2 separate regions of the Homo sapiens genome follow, and region 1 is linked to region 2. Evidence: chromatin loops called from intact Hi-C (ENCODE). Cell type or tissue: gastrocnemius medialis. All regions are shown on one strand. Each heading gives the region's core, and the rest is flanking DNA. Links, peaks and the distances in the headings are about the cores only.

Region 1 (9,893 bases), core at 1,022-9,021, 56 kb after region 2:
CTCAAGGCTCAGCTAAGGATAGGCTCTTCCTTGAAAATGTCCTTCAACTCATCCTGGCAGGGTGGGCTGTGTTCTCCTCTTTGTTTCTGCAGGATTTAGTGCCTGCTGCTAGGGTCGTATTTATTATTACCGTATTTACTGATGTAGCACCGTATCAGTTTTTTGGTAATAATTGCGTGTGTGTGTTTTATTATTATTATTGTTATTTTGAGACAGAGTCTCACTCTGCCGCCCAGGCTGGAGCACAGTGGCACAACCTCAGTTCACTGCAACCTCTGCCTCACAGGTTCAAGTGATCCTCTGGCTTCAGCCTCCCGAGTAGCTGGGATTACAGGCATGCGCCACCATGCCTGGCCATCCTTTTTAAAGAAGTTTACTATTAGCCAGGCATGGTGGTGCGCGCCTAAAATCCCAGCTACCCAGGAGCCTGAAGCACGAGAATCGCTTGAACCAGGGAAGCCGACGTTGCAGTGAGCTGAGATTGTGCCACTGTGCTCTAGCCTGGGCAACAGAGTGAGACCTTGTCTGAACACACACAAAAAAGTAGTTTATTGTCTTGCAGGTCTGGAGGCCAGAGCCCAAAAGTGAACATGTCAGCAGGGTTGATTCCCTGTGCAGGCTGTGTTAAGTGGGTGATGATGACAAGGATGATGGTGAGAATCTGTCCCATGCCTCTGTCCTAGGGTCTGGTGGTTTCCTGGCAACCTTTGGCATTCGTCAGCTGGTAGATGCATTGCTCCAAACATGCGCCTTCACATGGTGTTCTTGCTGAGTCTCCCCACCTAGTCTTCCTTTTGCCTCTGTGTCCAAATTTTCTCCTGTTTTGCTTTCTTTCTGAGAGAGGATCTTGCTCTGTTGCCCAGGCTGGAGTGCAGTGGCGTGATCATAGCTCACTTCAGCCTCCAACTTGTGGGCTCAAGAGATCCTCCTGTCTCAGCCTCCTGAGTAGGTGGAAACACAGGGATGTGCCACTGCGGCTGGCTAATTAAAAAAAATTTTTTTTTTTTGTAGAGATGGAGTCTTGCTGTGTTGCCCAGGCTAGGCTTGAACTCCCGGCCTCAAGCAGCCCTCCTCCCTCAGCCTCCTAAAGTGCTGGGATCACAGGCATGAGCCACTGTGCCTAGCCTGTAGATGCCCTTTATCAGGTTGGAAAATGATAACTTACGCTTAATAGTAATTTTTCTCCTCTCCTCTCCTCTTCTCTCCTTCCCTCTCCTTTCCTCCCCTCTCCTCCCCTCCCCTCCGCCCCCACTTCTTTTTTCTTTTTTCTTTTTTTGAGACAAGGTCTTGCTCTGTCACCCAGGCTGGAGTGCAGTGGTGTGATCTTGGCTCACTGCAACCTCCACCTCCCAGGCTGAAGAGATTCTCTTGCCTTGGTCTCTGAATAGCTGGGACTAGAGGCACGTGCCACCACGCCCAGCTAATTTTTGTATTTCTTTTTTTTTTTTTTTAATTTTTGTATTTTTTGTAGAGATGGGGTTTCACCATGTTGCCCAGGCTGGTCTCGAAATTCCTGAACTTGGGTGATCCGCCCGCCTCGGCTTCCCAAAGTGCTGGGGTTACAAGTGTGAGCCAATATGCCTGGCCGATAATTTTCATATAAGGTCATTTGCACAGTGTTTGGCACAGAATAAGCCATGAGGAATATTCGTTGTCATCATCATCATTGTCATCAACATCCACTTAACCATCTTCTACTGTGGAACATTTAGATATTGCCTCTATTTGATTATTATAAATAGCCCAGTGATGAACATCTGTGCTGATCAATGTGTCCTTTTAAAACCAAACAGGGGCCGGGCACGGTGGCTCACACCTGTAATCCCAGCACTTTGGGAGGCCCAGGCAGGTGGATCACCTGAGGTCAGGAGTTCCAGACCAGGCTGGCCAACACGGCAAAACCCCATCTCTACTAAAAATACAAAAATTAGTCAGGCGTGATGGTGCATGCCTGTAATCCCAGCTACTCGGGAGGCTGAGGCAGGAGAATCACTTGAACGTGGGAGATGGAAGTTACAGTGAGCTGAAACTGCACCACTGTGCTCCAGCCTGGGCGACAGAGCGAGGCTCTATTTAAAAAAACAAAAAACGCTGGGTGCGGTGGCTCATGCCTGTAATCCCAACACTTTGGGAGGCCGAGGTGGGCGGATCACCTGAGGTCGAGAGTTCAAGAACAGCCTGACCAACATGGAGAAACCCCACCTCTACTAAAAATACAAAATTAGCTGGGCTTGGTGGCACATGCCTGTAATCCCAGCTAGTCAGGAGGCTGAGGCAGGAGAATCGCTTGAACCCGGGAGGCAGAGGTTGTGGTGAGCTGAGATTGCACCATTGCACACTCCAGCCTGGGCAACGAGAGCGAAACTTCGTCTCAAAAAAAAAAATTATGCTTTGAAAGACACCATCAAGAAAGTGAGAAGAAAATCTCAGAACAGGGAACCATTTTTACAAATCATATATCTGATCCAGGACTGTATCTAGATATGTAAAGAACTATAACTCAATAATAAAAAGACAAGGATTGCCGGGCGCAGTGGCTCTCGCCTACCATCCCAGCATTTTGGGAGGCTGAGGCGCGCAGATCACGAGGTCAGGAGTTTGAGACTAGCCTGACCAACATGGTGAAACCCCGTCTCTACTAAAAATACAAAAATTAGCCAGGCGCAGTGGCAGGAGCCTGTAATCCAGCTACTCGAGAGGGACAGGGAAGGATCCTAATGCTAAAAGAAAAAAAAAAAAAGAAAGAATGAGGGGACTGCATGGAGAGCTTTTTTTTTTTTTTTTTTTGAGACGGAGTCACGCTCTGTTGCCCAGGCTGGAATGCAGTGGCATAATCTCGGCTCACTGCAACCTCTGCCTCCCAGATTCAAATGATTCTTGTGCCTCAGCCTACCAAGTAGCTGGGACTACAGGCAGCTGTCACCATGCCTGGCTAATTTTTTTTTTTTTTGAGACTGAGTCTTGCTCTATTGCCCAGGCTATAGCACAGTAGTGTGACCTTGGCTCACTGTAACCTCCGCCTTCTGGGTTCAAGCAATTCTCATGCCTCAGCCTCCCGAGTAGCTGGGATTACAGGCGCCCTCCACCACGTCTGGCTAATTTTTGTATTTTTAGTAGAGATGGGGTTTCACCATGTTGGCCAGGCTAGTCTCGAACTCCTGACCTCAGGTGATCCGCTGGCCTTGGCCTGCCAAAGTGCTGGGATTACAGGCATGAGCCACTGCGCCCGGCCCATGCCTGGCTAATTTTTTTGGGGGGATGGAGTTTCTCTCTTATCGCCCAGGCTGGAGTGCAATGGCGCGATCTCGGCTCACTACAACCTCTGGCTCCCGGGTTCAAGCGACTCTCCAGCCTCAGCCTTCCAAGTAGCTGGGATTATAGGCGCCCACCATCACGCCTGGCCAATTTTTTTTTTTTTTTTTTTTTTCAGTAGAGACGAGGTTTTACCACGTCGACCAGGCTGGTCTCAAACTCCTGACTTCAGGTGATCTACCCACCTCGGCCTCCCAAAGTGCTGGATTACATGCATGACCCACCTCGCCCAGCTGCCTGGCTAATTTTTATATTTTTAGTAGAGACGGGGTTTGCCCATGTTGGCCAGGCTGGTCTCAAACTCCTGACCTCAGGTGATCCATCCGCCTCAACGACCCAAAGTGCTGGGATTATAGTCGTAAGCCACCGCGCCCAGCCTCCATGGAGAGCTTTTTTTTGTCGACGATGTTAGGGCCACTGCAGCCAGTATCACCTGTAGGCAGCCCCTGCAGATCCCTGAGTGGCTGCTGGCACAGGGGAGAGAACAGGTGCGGGGCTCAGCAGGGACTAACTCTCTGTCTAAAGGAGAAGGCAGAAATTCTGCCCCCTTGGATCTTGGAGATCTGTTTATGGGTCTGTATCTGCCTGCTAGCCAGCTGCTCGGGGGCCCAGGAGTCTCACTCCTCTCCCAGGGCCTGACCTTTGCAGACAGAGGGGGTGCTGGGAACTAGTGCGATGAATGACAGCACCCAGGACACCGGGGCCTGTGAATCTTCAGCGAGGAGGTGCCCTGGAGCTCAGGGAATCCCAACCACTGCCCGGGGATGACCTACAGGGAGGTGGGAAGTTGGTGGCTGAACCAGTATTAGCACCTAAGTGTCTCACACAGCCTGGCCCTCTCTCCTGGGGCATCTGTGTCTGGGCCTGCAGGAGGAAGCCCCTCAATTGCTCAGGCACACGGAGTGATTTCTTTCTTTAGGGGGCAATTTGTTCTTTTGTTCCCTCTCCTTCTCCCTCTCTTTCCTTTCTGAGAAATCTGATTAGAACTTTGAAAGCTGAGCCGTTTTAGGATCAGGTTGCCACATTTAGCAAATAAAAATAGGGGATGCTGTGTTGAATTTGAATTTCAGATAAACAACAAATAATTCTTGAGTGCAATCATGTTCCTTGCAATATATGGACATAACTTACACTAAAACAATTATTTGTTGTTCATCTGAAATTCACATTTGACTAGGCTTCTTGTATTTTATTTGGCAACCCTACTTTCGGAGCCACGATTCTGTTAACAATTGCTTTTTTTTTTTTTTTTTCAGAGCTGGAGTCTCACTCTGTCTCCCAGGCTGGAGTGCAGTGGCATGATCTTGGCTCACTGCTACCTCCGCCTCCCAGGTTCAAGTTATTCTCCCGCCTCAGCCTCCCAAGTAGTTGGGACCACAGGTGTGTGCCACCATGCCCAGCTAATTTTTGTATTTTGAGATGAAATTTCACCATGTTGGCATTTAATCAATTCTTTTTTTTTTTTTTTTTTTTTTTTTTTATGAGATGGAGTCTTGCCCTGTTGCCCAGGCTGGAGTGCAATGGCATGATCTCGGCTCACTGCAACCTCTGCCTCCTGGGTTCAAGCGATTCTCCTGCCTCAGCCTCCCGAGTAGCTGGGATTGCAGGCACCCACCACCAGGCCCAGCTAATTTTTGTATTTTTAGTAGAGACAAGGTTTCACCATGTTGGTCAGGCTGGTCTAGAACTCCTGACCTCGTGATCTGCCCGTCTCGGCCTCCCAAAGTGCCGGGATTACAGGCGTGAGCCACCGCACCCAGCGCGATTTTACCATGTTGGACAGGCTGGTCTCAAACTCCTGACCTCAAATGATCTGCCACCCACCTTAACCTCCCAAAGTGCTGGGATTACAGGTGTGAGCCACTGCGCCCGACCCGTGTTAGCAATTTCACTTGGTCCCTGTGCAGAAGCTGCAAAGAGAAGACTTTTACTGGGTCAGAAAGGAGGAGGGGGCACAGGAGTCAGTCCAGGTTTCAGGAATTTGGCCCCAAAAGGCAGGAGAACCTCTTGAGGACAGGAGTTTGAAACCAGCCTGGGAAGCATAGTGAGACCCCATTTCTACAAAAATAAAAATTAGCCGGGCATGGTAGCGTGTGCCTGTGGTCCCAGCTACTCAGGAGGCTGAGGCAGGAGAATCATGGATCACTTGAACCTGGGAGGTCGAGGCTGCAGTGAGCTGTGATTACGCCACTGCGCCTCCACCTGGGTGTTAGAGCAAGGCCCTGTCTCTAAAAACAGAAAAAAAAAAAAAAAAAAAAGCAGAGAGAGAAAAGAAAGAAACCCTTCTCTCTGCTGGCTCCCCCAGAACCTAGCTGGGTCCTGCAAAACTAACCCCACTGCCATTTCCCTCTGCCATCTCTCCTTTGAACAATCCCCACGGATCTCTGCTTGGTCCCAGCCTGTCTGAGTTTCCAAGAACAGAAGGAACGATGGCACCTGCTGCAAGATGTTGAGAGATAAATGAGGAAGCCGCTCAGACAGCCAGAAAGACAGGAAACCCTTGGCTGCCTCGAGAGAGGAAATAGGAGCAGGGAGGCAGGGGTGTGGGAGGGGGTTTGGGCCAGCAGCACTGTGATCCCCACCCCCGTCCCCACCACGTGGCTTCACAGGGCAGGCGCCATGAAGGCTCTGAGCAGCAAAGAGCTGCTGACCAAGAAGACATGGATCATGTGCAAGCATGGCCACATGGTTTTGTTTGTTACTGGGCACACGCCTGGCTCCTGTGTGCCCCAGCCCAGCTCAGCTGCATGTAAGATGGGATCCAGCCACCATCTCAGAGCCCCAGAGCAGGGCAGGTAACTGGGTCTGCTCATGAGAGCCAGGGCACACCTCTGGGGAGCCTGGGGCCAGCGCCACATGCCACAGCTGTCACTCTGCTCCTCTGCCAGGCTGCACTTGCCCCTCTGGGTCTCATGTCCCCAGGCAGGGCCCTGCCGGTCTCCTGGATGCCTGCTGCATTAGGCTAATGGAACTGGAGCCTGACCCTTTGCACCAAGGAATTTGGAGCAACTCTGAATCTGGTGGCCTGGGCTCAAACTGGAAAACTCCACCGAACCTTCCATGTCCTCAGTCTCCCTAGGCCTGCACCTACCACACTCTGCCACCACGCCCGGCTAATTTTGTATTTTTAGTAGAGACTGAGTTTCGCCGTTGGGAGGCTCAGGCAGGAGAATCGCTTGAACTTGGGAGGCAAAGGTTGCAGTGAGCGGAGATCACACCACTGCACTCCAGCCCGGGTGACAGAGCGAGATTCTACCTCAAAATAAATAATTAATTAATTAATTAAAAAATAGAAACCTCATAATCTCTCCATTGTCTCTAATCTTATCCCTTGATATTGACTATCAATGTTAATGGCAAGATATGTATCCTTCAGCATCTTTATGCTCATGTAAGTGATCACACATACACACGTAATTTTTCTACCTTTTCTCTTTATTTTTATGAAACAGAGTCTTGCTCTGTGGTTCAGGCTGGAGTACAGTGGCACGATCATAGCTCACAGCACCCTCTACCTGCTGTGCTCAAGTGATCCTCCAGCCTCAGCCTCCGGAGTAGCTGGGACCACAGGCATGCACCACCATGGCTGGCTAATTTTCTAGCTTAATGAAAATGGAGCATATGGTGATCAGTCAGGATTGCATTCAGCTCCTGCAAACCGTGGCTTAAATAAGAAATGAGTTTCACTTTTCTTGGGTGACAGCAGCTCAGGGTTAGATGGTGCAGTCTGCAGCAGCTGCTGAAACACACACTCTCTCTCCTTATGCGCCCTATTTCCAGAGTGTCACTTTGGTCCCCACGGTCATAGATGGCTTCTGCCTTCTAGGCGCTGAGTGCACGGTCGGGGCGAGAGAAGACAAAGGGAAAGAGACATGTATCAGCCAACTCTGATTCAAAGCACAATATGTGCTATGGGAAAACAACAGTTGGCCAGGCATGGTGGCTCACGCCTGTAATCCCAGTGCTTTGGGAGGCTAAGGCAGGAGGATCGCTTGAGGTCAGGAGTTCAAGGCTGCAGTGAGCTATGATCATGCCACCAAACTCCAGCTTGAGTGACAGAATGAGACCTTGTCTAAAAACAAACAAACCAAAAAACGCTCATTGATTTTTGCCTGATTAGAAGTGTAATATGTGCTAATTTTAGAAAAATGTAAAAAAAAAAAAAGGAAAAAGAAAAGTATACAAAGAGAAAAGCATGAGGAAAAAATAAAAACACTCATAATCCCACTACTGAAAGATAATTACTACTTATATTTCTACACTGCCTTCCACTCTTTCTTCTACACTTGCTTTTTTTTTGAGATGAAGTCTTGCTCTCTTGCCCAGGCTGGAGTACAATGGCTCAATCTCAGCTCACTGTAAACTCTACCTCCCAGGGTCAAGCAATTCTCATGCCTCAACCTCTCCATTAGCTGGGATTACAAGCATGTGCCACCAGGCCTGGCTAATTTTTGTATTTTTAAAAAAATTAATTATTTATTTTTTTGAGACAGAGTCTCAAATTTTTTCTTTTTCTTTTCTTTTTTTTTTTTTTTTAATAGAGACGGGTTTCGCCATGTTGGCCAGGCTGGTTTTGAACTTCTGACCTCAAGTGATCCACCTGCCTCAGCCTCCCAAAATGTTGGGATTATAGATGTAAACCACTGCGCCCGGCCCCAAACAGAAACTCTTTACCCATTAAACGCTAACTCTCCATATCCCCTTCTCCTGATCTCTAGTTGCCTTTATTCTATTTTCTGTCTGTGTGAATTTACCTTTTCTAGATATATCACATAAGTGGGATTATACAATTGTTCCTTTTTTTTTTTGAGACGGAGTTTTACTCTTGTCACCCAGGCTGGAGTGTAGTGGCTTGATCTTGGCTCACTGCAACCTCTGCCTCCCGGGTTCAAGTGATTTTCCTGTCTCACCTTCCCAAGTAGCTGGGATTACAGTTGCCTGCCACCATGCCCGGCTAATTTTTTTTTTTTTTTTTTTGTATTTTTAGTAGAGACGGTATTTCACTGTGTTGGCCAGGCTGGTCTCGAACTCCTGACCTCAGGTGATCCACCCGCCTCGGCTTCCCAAAGTGTTGGGATTACAGGCGTGAGCCACTGTGCCCGGCCATTGAATTGTTCTTGATGGCTTATTTCCCTTAGCAATGGGCTTATGGCCTCCTGGGAAGACAACATGGTCACTTTTACTTCCTGGCCCTGACAGCCAACCCAAGTATCTTAGTCCATATGGGTTGTTACAACAAAAATACCATACACTGGGGGGTGACTTATAAACAACAAGCGTTTTCTTCTTACAGTTCTTTTTTTTTTTTTTTGAGACAGAGTCTCGCCTTGTCGCCCAGGCTGGAGTTCAGTGGCTCAGTCTTGGCTCACTGCAATCTCTGCCTCCCAGGTGCAAGCGATTCTCCTGCCTCAGCCTCTCGAGTAGCTGGCACTACAGGTGTGTGCCACCACACCCAGCTAATTTTGTTGTATTTTAGTAGAGACAGGGTTTCACCCTGTTGGCCAGGCTGGTCTTGAACTCCTGACCTCAAGTGATCTGCCCGCCTTGGCCTCCCTAAGTGCTGGGATTACAGACGTGAGCCATTGCGCCTGGCAGGTTTCTGACAGTTCTGGAAGCTGGGAAGTCCAAGGTCAAAGTGCTGGCAGATTTGGTGTCTGGTAAGGGAACCGTTTCTCATAGATGGTCCCTTCTCACATGTCCTCATATGGTGGAATGGGCAAACAAGCTTAAACAGGTCCCTTTTATAAGGGCACTAATCCCATTCATGAAGGCTTCACCCTCATCACCTTATCTCCTCCCAAAGGCCCCACCAGTTTAAGAAAATTTTTATGTTAGAGATGGGGTCGGCCGGATGAGGTGGCTCATGCCTGTAATCCCAGCACTTTGGGAGGTTGAGGCAGGTGGATCATGAGGTCAGGAGTTTGAGACTAGCCTGGCCAACATGGTGAAACCCCGTCTCTACTAAAAACACAAAAATTAGCCAGGCGAGGTGGCAGGCACTTGTAATCCCAGCAACTTGAGAGGCTGAAGCAGGAGAATCGCTTGAACCCGGGAGGGGGAGGTTGCAGTGAGCCAAGATGGCACCACTGTCCTCTAGCCTGGGTGACAGAGCAAGACTCCATATCCAAAAATAAATAAATAAAATAAAATAAAATAAAAATACAAAAATTAGCCAGGCATGGTGGTGCATGCCTGTAGTTCCAGCTACTTGGGAGGCTGAGGCAGGAGAATTGCTTGAACCCAGGAGGCGGGTGCCAAGATCGCACCACTGCACTCCAGCCTGGGTGACAGAGTGAGACTCTGTTCTCAGCATGAAGCCTGAAGGCTATGAAGAAGAAAAGAGCATTCTGGGCCAGGGGTGGTGGCTCACACCTGGAATCCTAGCACTTTGGGAGGCCAAGGCAGGAGGATCCCTTGAGGCCAGGAGTTAGAGACCAGACTGGGGAACATAGTGAGACTCCTGTCTACAAAACATTAAAAAAAATTAGCTGTGGCCAGGCGTGGTGGCTCATGCCTGTAATTCCAGCACTTTGGGAAGCTGAGGCAGGCAGATCACTTGAGGTCAGGAGTTTGAGACCAGC
Region 2 (9,893 bases), core at 699-8,698:
GCCAACATGCTAAAACCCCATCTCTATTAAAAATACAAAAATTAGCCAGGCATGGTGGCGCACACCTGGATTCCCAGCTACTCAGGAGGCTGACGCAGGAGAATTGCTTGAACCCGGGAGGCGGAGGTTGCAGTGAGCCGAGATCGCGCCACTGCACTCCAGCCTGGGTGACAGAGCGAGACTCTGTCTCAAAAAATATATATATATGAGTAGGTTACAGACCGATTATCTAGGTGAACACATTACTTATGTCACAAAACACTGCTTCCAGGTACTGTCAGGCAAACTATCTCCTTTAACAATGAAAGACAGCCCTGAATTTAGACAATAGTTTAAATTAGTAAAACCTTGACTCGCCACCTAAAAGACTGAAGACTCAGTCTCAACGAAGGTGAAATGGATTTAAACTGATGAGAAACACCAGGCCCATTATTTTATTTTCTTCTGCACAAATTTCTACAGGCTACTATTTTTACTTGTAATAAGCAATGAAGATCTACACTGCACCTTTACTTAAGGAAGGCGAGATAAACTCAAGACTGCAAAAATCAGTATCTTTCTTAACTCAATGTTTTGCATTCAGACAATAATCACTAAACCCCTAGATGCTTAGATGAATAAAAACTGAGAAAAACCTTCAAAATTAGCTAAAATAATTGCCACTAGGATATTGTCCCTGGAAGACAGTATTTAAGACAGGTAATGGTATTCAATTCTGTAATTATTCAACAGGCTTGAGTTAAAAAAAAAAAAAAAAAAAAGCCGGGCTCAGTAGCTCACACCTGTAATCCCAGCGCTCTGGGAGGCCGAGACAGGAGGATGGCTTGAGCCCAGGAGGTGAAGGCTGCAGTGAGCCATGATGGCACCACTGCACTCCAGCCTGGGTGACAGAGTAAGCCCGTGTCCATTAAAGAGAGAGAGAGAGAGACAGACAGAAATAATACTTTTACCAGAGAAATTTTCCGTCCAAACCTAAGTTTTTGTCCCCCTATTCCAAAAAATGGACTACAGCGGTGAGTCTGCAGTACTGGTGGATGCACTTCTGCCTTGGCCAGTATTTCAGGGAAGTTCTCTCTTTCTTGGTTTTCTGGTGTCTTCCAGCTTTCCAGCTGTCTTCATTCTTTGAGATCTAGTCTCCAGTTATCTTTTGTATAAGAGGAAAAACTGTAAAACCCAAATTTACTTTTTTTTTTTTTTTGAGACAGAATCTCACTCTGTCGCCCAGGCTGGAGTGCAGTGGCGTGATCTTGGCTCACTGCAACCTCCGCCTCCTGGGTTCAAGCAATTCTCCTGCCTCAGCCTCCCGAGTAGCTAGGATTACAGGTGTATGTCACCACGCCCGGCTAATTTTCTTTTTTTTAGTAGAGATGGGGTTTCAGCATGTTGGCCAGGCTGGTCTTGGAACTCCTGACCTCAGGTGATCTGCCCGCCTCAGCCTCCCAAAGTGCCACACCTGGCCAACCAATTCATTTTATTAACAGCCACTAAAGCCAAGTTTCAACAAAATTAAATGACTAATGGCATCATCATATTCTTGAATGTATACACTAACAGAAACATCCTCAGTCAGAAGAATAAAATGAATTCATGTATCGCTTAATGCCAAGGGAAAAATTAGTGACATCTCAAACTTTTACAAAGTAATTTCTTCAAAACAATGAGTGGTAAGAAAAAGTTAAAATTCATCAAGTAAAATGTTAGATATTTTGTCCTAAAATAGTGCTTAAAATAAATCCAAAAGATCTAATACTAGTAGTTCAATCAGCTGACTTTAGTCTAAACCAGGATTCAGCTGCATTAAAACTAGTTTAGATTATCATGTAATACTACATTTTGGCAATCTTTTAGGCCGCCTAAATCTTTTCATCTCTGAAACTGTTGGGGTTTTTTCGGTTTTTTGTTTTGTTTTTGTTTTGTTTTGGAGACAGAGTCTCACTCTGTCGCCCAGGCTGGAGTGCAGGGGCGTAATCTCGGCTCACTGCAACCTCCACCTCTTGGGTTCAAGCAATTCTCCTGGCTGGATCTCCGGAGTAGCTGGGATTACAGGCACCTGACACCACACCCAGCTAGCTTTTTTTGTATTTTTAGTAGAGACAGGGTTTCCCCATGTTGGCCAGGCTGGTCTTGAACTCCTGACCTCAAGTGATTTGCCCGCCTCAGCCTCCTAAAGTGCTGGGATTACAGGCATGAGCCATCATGCCCAGCCAAATTGTTGGTATTTAATATTTCCATGTTCTCCCTATAATTATTAAGTACTAAAAGCCAAAACTAAAATCTGTTTTTCAGAAGGAAATTTATTCATCCCTAAAATGTCAGTATACATTTAATATAATCAGTTCAGATTGTAAACACAGACTTTGTAAATATCTTAATGTTTTCTATTTAATTTTTTTTTCTAGACATGTGGTTCACACTAAATGTCTTAATTTTTTCAAGATACTACCATTTGTTTTAATTATGTCCACTGAGTAGCTTCTATAGAAAATGTGCTTTGCTAGGGTTTTGGTTTGTTTGTTTGTTTGTTTTTCAGATAAGGGTCTCACTATGTTGCCCAAGATGGCTGCAAACTCCTGGGCTCAAAGGATCCTCCTACCTCAGTCTCCCAATTAGCTGGGACTACAGGCATCTGCCACCACGTCTGGCTATAGGAGCTGTGTTTTTAATTTTTGTTTTAATGAGAACATGTTTAAGGTAGTTTGCTGACCCTATCAGTTTGTCTTTCGAATGACAGCAAAGAAATTAACTTCATATCTTGATAAGTTTATTATAAATGGTCGACATCTGCTTGACACAATTTACAAAATGGATCTTTTTATAACCTAAGAACAGCTGATAACTTAAAAGACAATGTAAATTGCCCAAGATCACAGAATTGCTAAGAATAGAATCCAGATCTATCCAACTGACTAGATGTCCTCAATTCCCCATTCTCTGTCTTTTTATTTGGTTTGTTTGTTTGTTTGTTTGTTTTAGATGGAGTCTTGCTCTGTCACCCAGGCTGCAGTGCAGTGGCATGATCTTGGCTCACTGCAACCTCTGCCTCCCGGGTTCAAGCGATTCTCCTGCCTCAGCCTCCTGCGTAGCTGGGACTATAGGCGCCCATCACCATGCCCAGCTAATTTTTGTATTTTTAGTAGAGACGGGGTTTTGCCATGTTTGCTAGGCTGGTCTCCAACTCCTGACCTCTAGTGATCTGCCCACCTCGGCCTCCCAAGTGCTGGGATTACAGGTGTGAGCCACTGCGCCCAGCCCCCCATTCTCTTTCAAACCACACTATACACTGTAAAATTTAATCCGATTTTAAATATTTTTCAAATTCCATTATCTACAAATTTAAACTTTAGAAAAACATTAAGTTTTCAAGGGCTTAGACAACAACTATAATGGTATTTAAGTCTATGAACTGACCTTCTGCCCCCCCCAAAAAAAACAGCCTCTCAAAGAAATAGGATTCCTCAATACTAAAAGGAGATATTTTCATTTTGCCAAAGTATTGTACCACAAAATACTAGTTCATAGCTACTTTTCTTCTTTTAAAAATATTCATTCTTTTAAAAAAAAGGAGAACATGGCACATCCCATCGTAACCAAGTCATCAAAGTTAACACTAGTCTCCAGACAGACAAACACCACGTCCCACCCAACAAAATGCAAGGAAAACATGGATATTCCTGCTCAAAATGCTTAACCTCAATATAAGCATGAGGAAGCACTGGACAAACCTGAGTTAAGAGACAGTCTATAAAAATGCCTCTAGTCTTCAAAAAGGTCAAGGGCATGAATGAAACTCAAAACACTGAAAAACTGTTCTAAAATAAAGTATATTAGGCCGGGATGGATGGCTCACACCTGTAATCCCAGCACTTTGGGAGGCCGAGGTGGGTGGATCACCTGAGGTCAGGAGTTCGACACCAGCCTGGCCAACATGGCAAAACCCCATCTCTACTAAAAATACAAAAATTGGCTGGGTGTGGTGGCAGGTGCCTGTAATCCCAGCTACTTGGGAGACTGAGGCAGGAGAATCGCTTGAACCAGGAGGAAGAAGTTGCAGTGAGCTGAGATGGTGCCACTGCACTCCAGCCTGGGTGAAAGAGTGAAACTCCGTCTCAAAAAAATATATATATATATTAGAGGGCTGGGCATAGTGGCTCATGCCCATCATCCCAGCACTTTGGGAGGCCGAGGTGGGCGGATCACCTGAGGTTGGGAGTTCAAGACCAGCCTGACCAACATGGAGAAACCCCGTCTCCACTAAAAAAAAAAAAAATGCAAAATTAGTTGAGCGTGGTGGCTCATGCCTGTAATCCCAGCTACCCGGGAGGCTGAGGCAGGAGAATTGCTTGAAACCGGGAGGCAGAGGTTACAGTGAGCTGAGATTGCACGACTGCACTCCAGTCTGAGCAACAAGAGTGAAACTCCATCTCAAAAAAGTATATTAGAGAGGCAAGGAAACTGGGTGGAAATGTGATCCTGGATTACAGTCTTGCAATAAAGGACATCCATCACCAAAACGATGGGCAGAACTTGAATGCAAGTCTCTACGTGAAAGATATGTGAGCAAGTTTTGTTTATTTGCTGTTCTTGCAACTATTTTCTAAGTTTAAAAGTGACTCAGACTGGGCGCCGTGGCTCACCTCTGAAATCCCAACACTTTGGGATGCTGACGTGGGAGGGCTGCTTAAGACCAAGAGTTCGACACCAGCTTGGCAATAGAGTGAGATCCCTTCTCTACCAAAAATTTAAAAAGTATCCAGGTGTGGTACACGCCTGTTGTCCCAGCTACTCAGGAGCCTGAGGCAAGAGGATCACTTGAGCCTAGGAGTTCGACGCTGCAGTGACCTATGACCACACCACTGCACTCCAGCTTGGGAGACAGAACAAGACCCTGTTAAAAAAAAAAAAAAAAAAAAGTCATAGATCACTAGCTGGTTTATATTAGTTGTACATTTTACCTGCTTTTTAAATTTTGTAGCTATTTTTCTTCTTTTAAAAATAGTTTTATGCCAGGCGCGGTGGCTCACGCTTGTAATCCCAGCACTTTGGGAGGCCGAGGTGGGCAGATCACGAGGTCAAGAGATCTAGACCATCCTGGCCAACTCGGTGAAACCCTGTCTCTACTAAAACTACAAAAATTAGCTGGGTGTGGTGGTGGGTGCCTGTAATCCCAGCTACTCGGGAGGCTGAGGCGGGAGAATCGCTTGAACCTGGGAGGTGGAGGTTGCAGTGAGCTGAGATCACACCACTGCACTTTAGATTGGCGACAGAGCAAGACTGGTCTCAAAAAAAAAAAAAAAAAAAAGAGGCCGGGCGTGGTGGCTCATCCCTGTAATCTCAACACTTTGGGAGGGCGAGGTGAGGCAATCACCTGAGGTCAGGAGTTCGAGACCAGCCTGACTAACAGAGAAACCTTGTCTCTACTAAAAATACAAAATTAGCCAGGCATGGCTGCGCATGCCTGTAATTCCAGCTACTCGGGAGGCTGAGACAGGAGAATTGCTTGAACCTGAGGGGCAGAGGTTGCAGTGAGCTGAGGTCAGATCACACCATTGCACTCTAGCCTGGGCAACAAGAGAGAAACTCCATCTCAGACAAAACAAAAACAAACAAACAAACAAATCCAAAAACCACATAGCAGTTAAGAGCAGGAGTTGTCTGGCTGCCTAGTTTTATATTAACACTGTCCCTTACTATATTTTTCAGATTAGTTAACCTCATTTTTCTCAACTTTAAAATGGGATCATAATAGTGCCTACCTCACATCTCAGGATTGCTATGAGGATTAAAGATGTTAATGCAGGTAGCACTTAAAACAGTAAACTCAGCTCGGGGCAGTGGCTCAGGCCTGTAATCCCAGCACTTTGGGAGGCCAAGGCGGGCAGATCATGAGGTCAGGAAATGGAGACCATCCTGGCTAACACGGTGATACCCCATCTTTACTAAAAATACAAAAAATTAGCCGGGCGTGGTGGCACGCGCCTGTAGTCCCAGCTACTAGGGAGGCTGAGGCAGGAGAATCGCTTGAACCCAGGAGGCAGAGGTTGCAGTGAGCCGAGATCGTGCCACTGCACTCCAGCCTGGGCAGCAGAATGAGACTCTGTCTCAAAAGAAAAAAAACAAAACAGTAAACTCATAAACTCTCAAAAAATGTCATTGTTGTCGATATTGTCTTCAGTATTCTAGTCCAATCTCCAGCTCTGACATATCCTCCAACAGAGAGCTTCCTGTTTACTGTACATAGTATCTTAGAAAAGATAAGTTCTCCAGAGACTACACTAGACCTGGAATAGGCAGGACTTCTGTATGCCTTGCTTATAATGAACAATACTTCAATTCTAAGAGTTTATCTCCATAGGCTTACTAGGTATTTTCCCAAGGAAAATAAATTAGGTCAGCAATTCACAGGCTCTGTGTTTTTTTTTGTTTGTTTGTTTGTTTTTCTTGAGACAGAGTCTCACTCTGTTGCCCAGGCCGGAGTACAGTGGCACGATCCTGGCTCACTGGAAACTCTGCTTTCCGGGTCCAAGTGATTCTGCTGCCTCAGCTCCCGAGTAGCTGGGATTACAGGGGTGCACCATCACTCCTGGCTAATTTTTGTAATTTTAGTAGAGACGGGGTTTCACCATGTTGCCCAGGCTGGTCTCAAACTCCTGAGCCCAGGCAATATCTGCACGCCTCAGCCTCCCGAAGTGCTGGGATTACTGGCGAGAGCCATCGTGCCCGGCCAGAGGTTCTGTTTTACAAATATTTAATAACAGGATATAAACTATCACGATTTATATTAATGTATATTAACATATACACTTCAGCAGATAAGAAATAGAGCCAAAGAACTCATTTTAGTTCATTTGACTTTAATTTTTAACTCATATATATATGAATATATATAACTCATACATATATATGAATGGCAAGTACTTCCAAATAAAATAAGAAATCCCTAGGCCAAATCTTTGATCAGGATTGATTTTTAAATCAAGGGTTTGAATTTTTTTTTTTGAGACAGGGTCTTGCTCTGTCACCCAGGCTGGAATGCAGTGGCAGGGACATGGCTCATTGTAGCCTCAACCTCCTGGGCTCAAGCAATCCTCCCACCTCATCCTTCTTAGTAGCTGAGACTACAGGAATGCACCACCACACCCGGCTAATTTTTTTGATTTTTTGGTAGAGACAGGGTCTCACTATGTTGCCCAGGCTGGTGTCAAACTCCCGTGCTCAAGCAGTCCTCCCACCGTGGCCTTTCAAAGTACTCAGATTACAGGCGTGAGACACCATGGCCAGCCGGCTGTGAAATTTTTCTAGGGGCGTATGCTGACATTTTAAGATACAAAATTGTTAATTTCTATCTGCTGAAATAAAGCTGGCACTTACATCAATAAATAACAAATATCCCTCAAGAAAAAATAAAATAAATTTGAAGGGTTAAGATTTGAAACGATTTACAACTGTGTTGTATTCGTACTTAAAGCTTTATAGTATGGTGACCCCATTAAAGAAAAAAAAAAAACAAGACACTTCAGACAGCTAATAGCTAAATTTAACTTTTTTAAAAAGCCAGGTGAAGGAAAGAATGACAAAATAATAAAGAAAAGATCTAGCCAGGTGCAGTGGCTCATGCCTATAATCCCAGCACTTTGGGAGGCCAGGGTGGGCAAATCACCTGAGGTCAGGAGTTCAAGACCAGCCTGGACATCATGGTGAAATTCTGTCTCTACCAAAAATACAAAAATTAGCCGGGTGTGGTGGTGCACGCCTGTAATCTCAGCTACTCGGGAGGCTGAGGCAAGAGAATCACTTGAACCTAGGAGGCTGAGGTTGCAGTGAGCTGAGATCACGCCACTGCACTCCACCCTGGGCAACAGAGTGAGACTCTGTCTCAAAAAAAAAAAAAAAAAAAAAAAAAGGATCTGCCCAATCAGTGGATCACAAGTTCAGCTCTGAGTTCTGAGTTTCACAGTAGCCAAAACAACATCCTTAAAAAACAAACAAGGAAAAATCTTACCAGCTATTCGGAAAGACCTATTTTCCTTGCACCACAGTTTAAGACACCATTTTTGCATATGTATTAATTATACTTTTAAATTGATAGTCCAGATTTTTAAACAGCAGCAGCTTACTCTGCCAATACACAAAGAATGTGTCCCTTTGACATGACTCCAAATTTAAAACTCAGTTGGATTTTGGAAAAACCATTTGGAAGAGAAAATGAAAATCAAGTAGCTATTATCTAAAGGTCCATCTTTACTTTGTTCTTGAGGTGTTTTTTTTTTTTGTTTTTTTTTTGTTTTTTTTTGAGAAAGAGTCTGACTCTGTCGTTCAGGCTAGAATGCAGTGGCGTAGTCTCAGCTCACTGCAACCTCCGTCTCCCAGGTTCAAGCAATTCTCCTGCCTCGAGTACCTGGGACTACAGGTAGATGCCACCACACCTGGCTAATTTTTTGTATTTTTAGTAGAGACGGGGTTTTACCATGTTGGCCAGGATGGTCTCAAACTCCTGACCTCAGATGATCCACCCACCTCGGCCTCCCAAAGTGCTGGGATTACAGGCGTGAGCCACCCACACCCGACAATCTTTACTTTTTTAAAAGCACTGTTCACAGAAGGCAGGCAACAGAGCAAAGCTATTAGGAAGGTGAGCTTTGCAATCAGGCAAAAGTTCTGAATTCAAGTCCTGTCTCAAATCTTACAGGTGACCCTGGGATTCTTTAATCCCAAATTTACTAGTCTGGAAAATGACAACAGTCTGCATACTTACCTTACAAAGTTGTTATCAGAATGCATGTCAATTCTTAATAAAGTGCATCACAAAAGCATTCAGTGAATGAGCAAGCATTTATAATTTAAACTTCACTAAAATAGTTATTTTAAAAATATATGTACATATATCTATTAATTTACATAAAAACTCACCAAATCCAAGCCTGGTAAATTGAAAATAGCTTATTTCCCAACAAACTGCATTAATTATCACGGCTAAATAAAATAACCTATTTTCTGAGAGAGCAGGAAAATTAATGAGACAAGTGTCAAAATAAATAACTGCTTTGAAATGAAGTATGTGTACCTTTTAAGGCATTTGTGCATGAACACCTGCTTATGTCAAATTTACTCCTCAAAGATCGTTTTAAAATTTAACTTTAAAAAGTCACCTTGGCCGGACACGGTGGCTCACACCTGTAATCCCCGCACTTTGGGAGGTCGAAGTGAGTGGATCACAAAGTCAGGAATTTGAGACCAGCCTGGCCAATATGGTGAAACCCCGTCTCTACTAATAATACAAAAATTGCTGGGCATGGTGGCGTGCACCTGTAGTCCCAGCTACTCAGGAAGCTGAGGCACGAGAAGAGCTTGAACAGGAGGCGGAGGTTTCAGTGAGCCGAGATCGTGCCACTGCACTCCAGCCTGGGCAACAGAGGGAGACACTGTCTCAAAAAAAAAAAAAGTCACCTTCCAGCTGGGAGCGATGGTTCACGCCTGTAATCCCAACAGTTTGGGAGGCCTAGGCGGGCGGATCACTTCAGGTCAGGAGTTTGAGACCAGCCTGGCCAACATGATGAAACCTCGTTCTCTACCAAAAAACACAAAGATTAGCCAGACATTGTGGTGCACGCCTGTAATCCCAGCTACTCAGGAGGCTGAGGCACCAGAATCGCTTGAACCCAGGAAGTGGAGGTTGTACTGAGCTGAGATTGTGCCATTGCACTCCAGCCTGGGAGACAGAGCGAGACTGTCTCAAAAAAAAAAAAAAAAAAAAAAAACTAAACTAGTCTGGATATACAAACTAAACTAAAAGATTCTTTATCCTGAAGCTCTCAACAATGTCATTTGCCCATGCCAGTATTTTCCAAGAAACATGCTGTGTTCTGAGGCCTCATAGGATGAGCCCATCAGTATGT

Evidence for each region. Hi-C counts contacts between places; a loop is a spot of excess contacts. Peaks named below come from ENCODE experiments on the same cell type or tissue, not always from the same donor. Only the 100,000 strongest peaks of a DNase experiment are listed, where the experiment ranks them.
Region 1: it touches region 2 in a loop (2.5-fold over the local background); 10 of 110 quality-filtered maps call a loop at or near these places.

The regions. Positions count from the first base shown.
Region 1 is chr7:74,613,574-74,623,466 of GRCh38, reverse strand. No RefSeq gene overlaps it. Among named protein-coding and RNA genes, the nearest start is that of MIR10525, 23 kb to the right of the region's middle. RefSeq lists enhancers at 5,494-6,058, 6,059-6,624. In gastrocnemius medialis, for the core only: no CTCF peak of the experiment used is centred there; a DNase peak (open chromatin) is centred at 5,986; H3K4me3 peaks cover 328 bases; H3K27ac peaks cover 972 bases.
Region 2 is chr7:74,669,087-74,678,979 of GRCh38, reverse strand. All of the region lies in intron 1 of GTF2I (general transcription factor IIi), which reads right to left. Among named protein-coding and RNA genes, the nearest start is that of GTF2I, 16 kb to the right of the region's middle. In gastrocnemius medialis, for the core only: no CTCF peak of the experiment used is centred there; a DNase peak (open chromatin) is centred at 4,660; H3K27ac peaks cover 6,076 bases.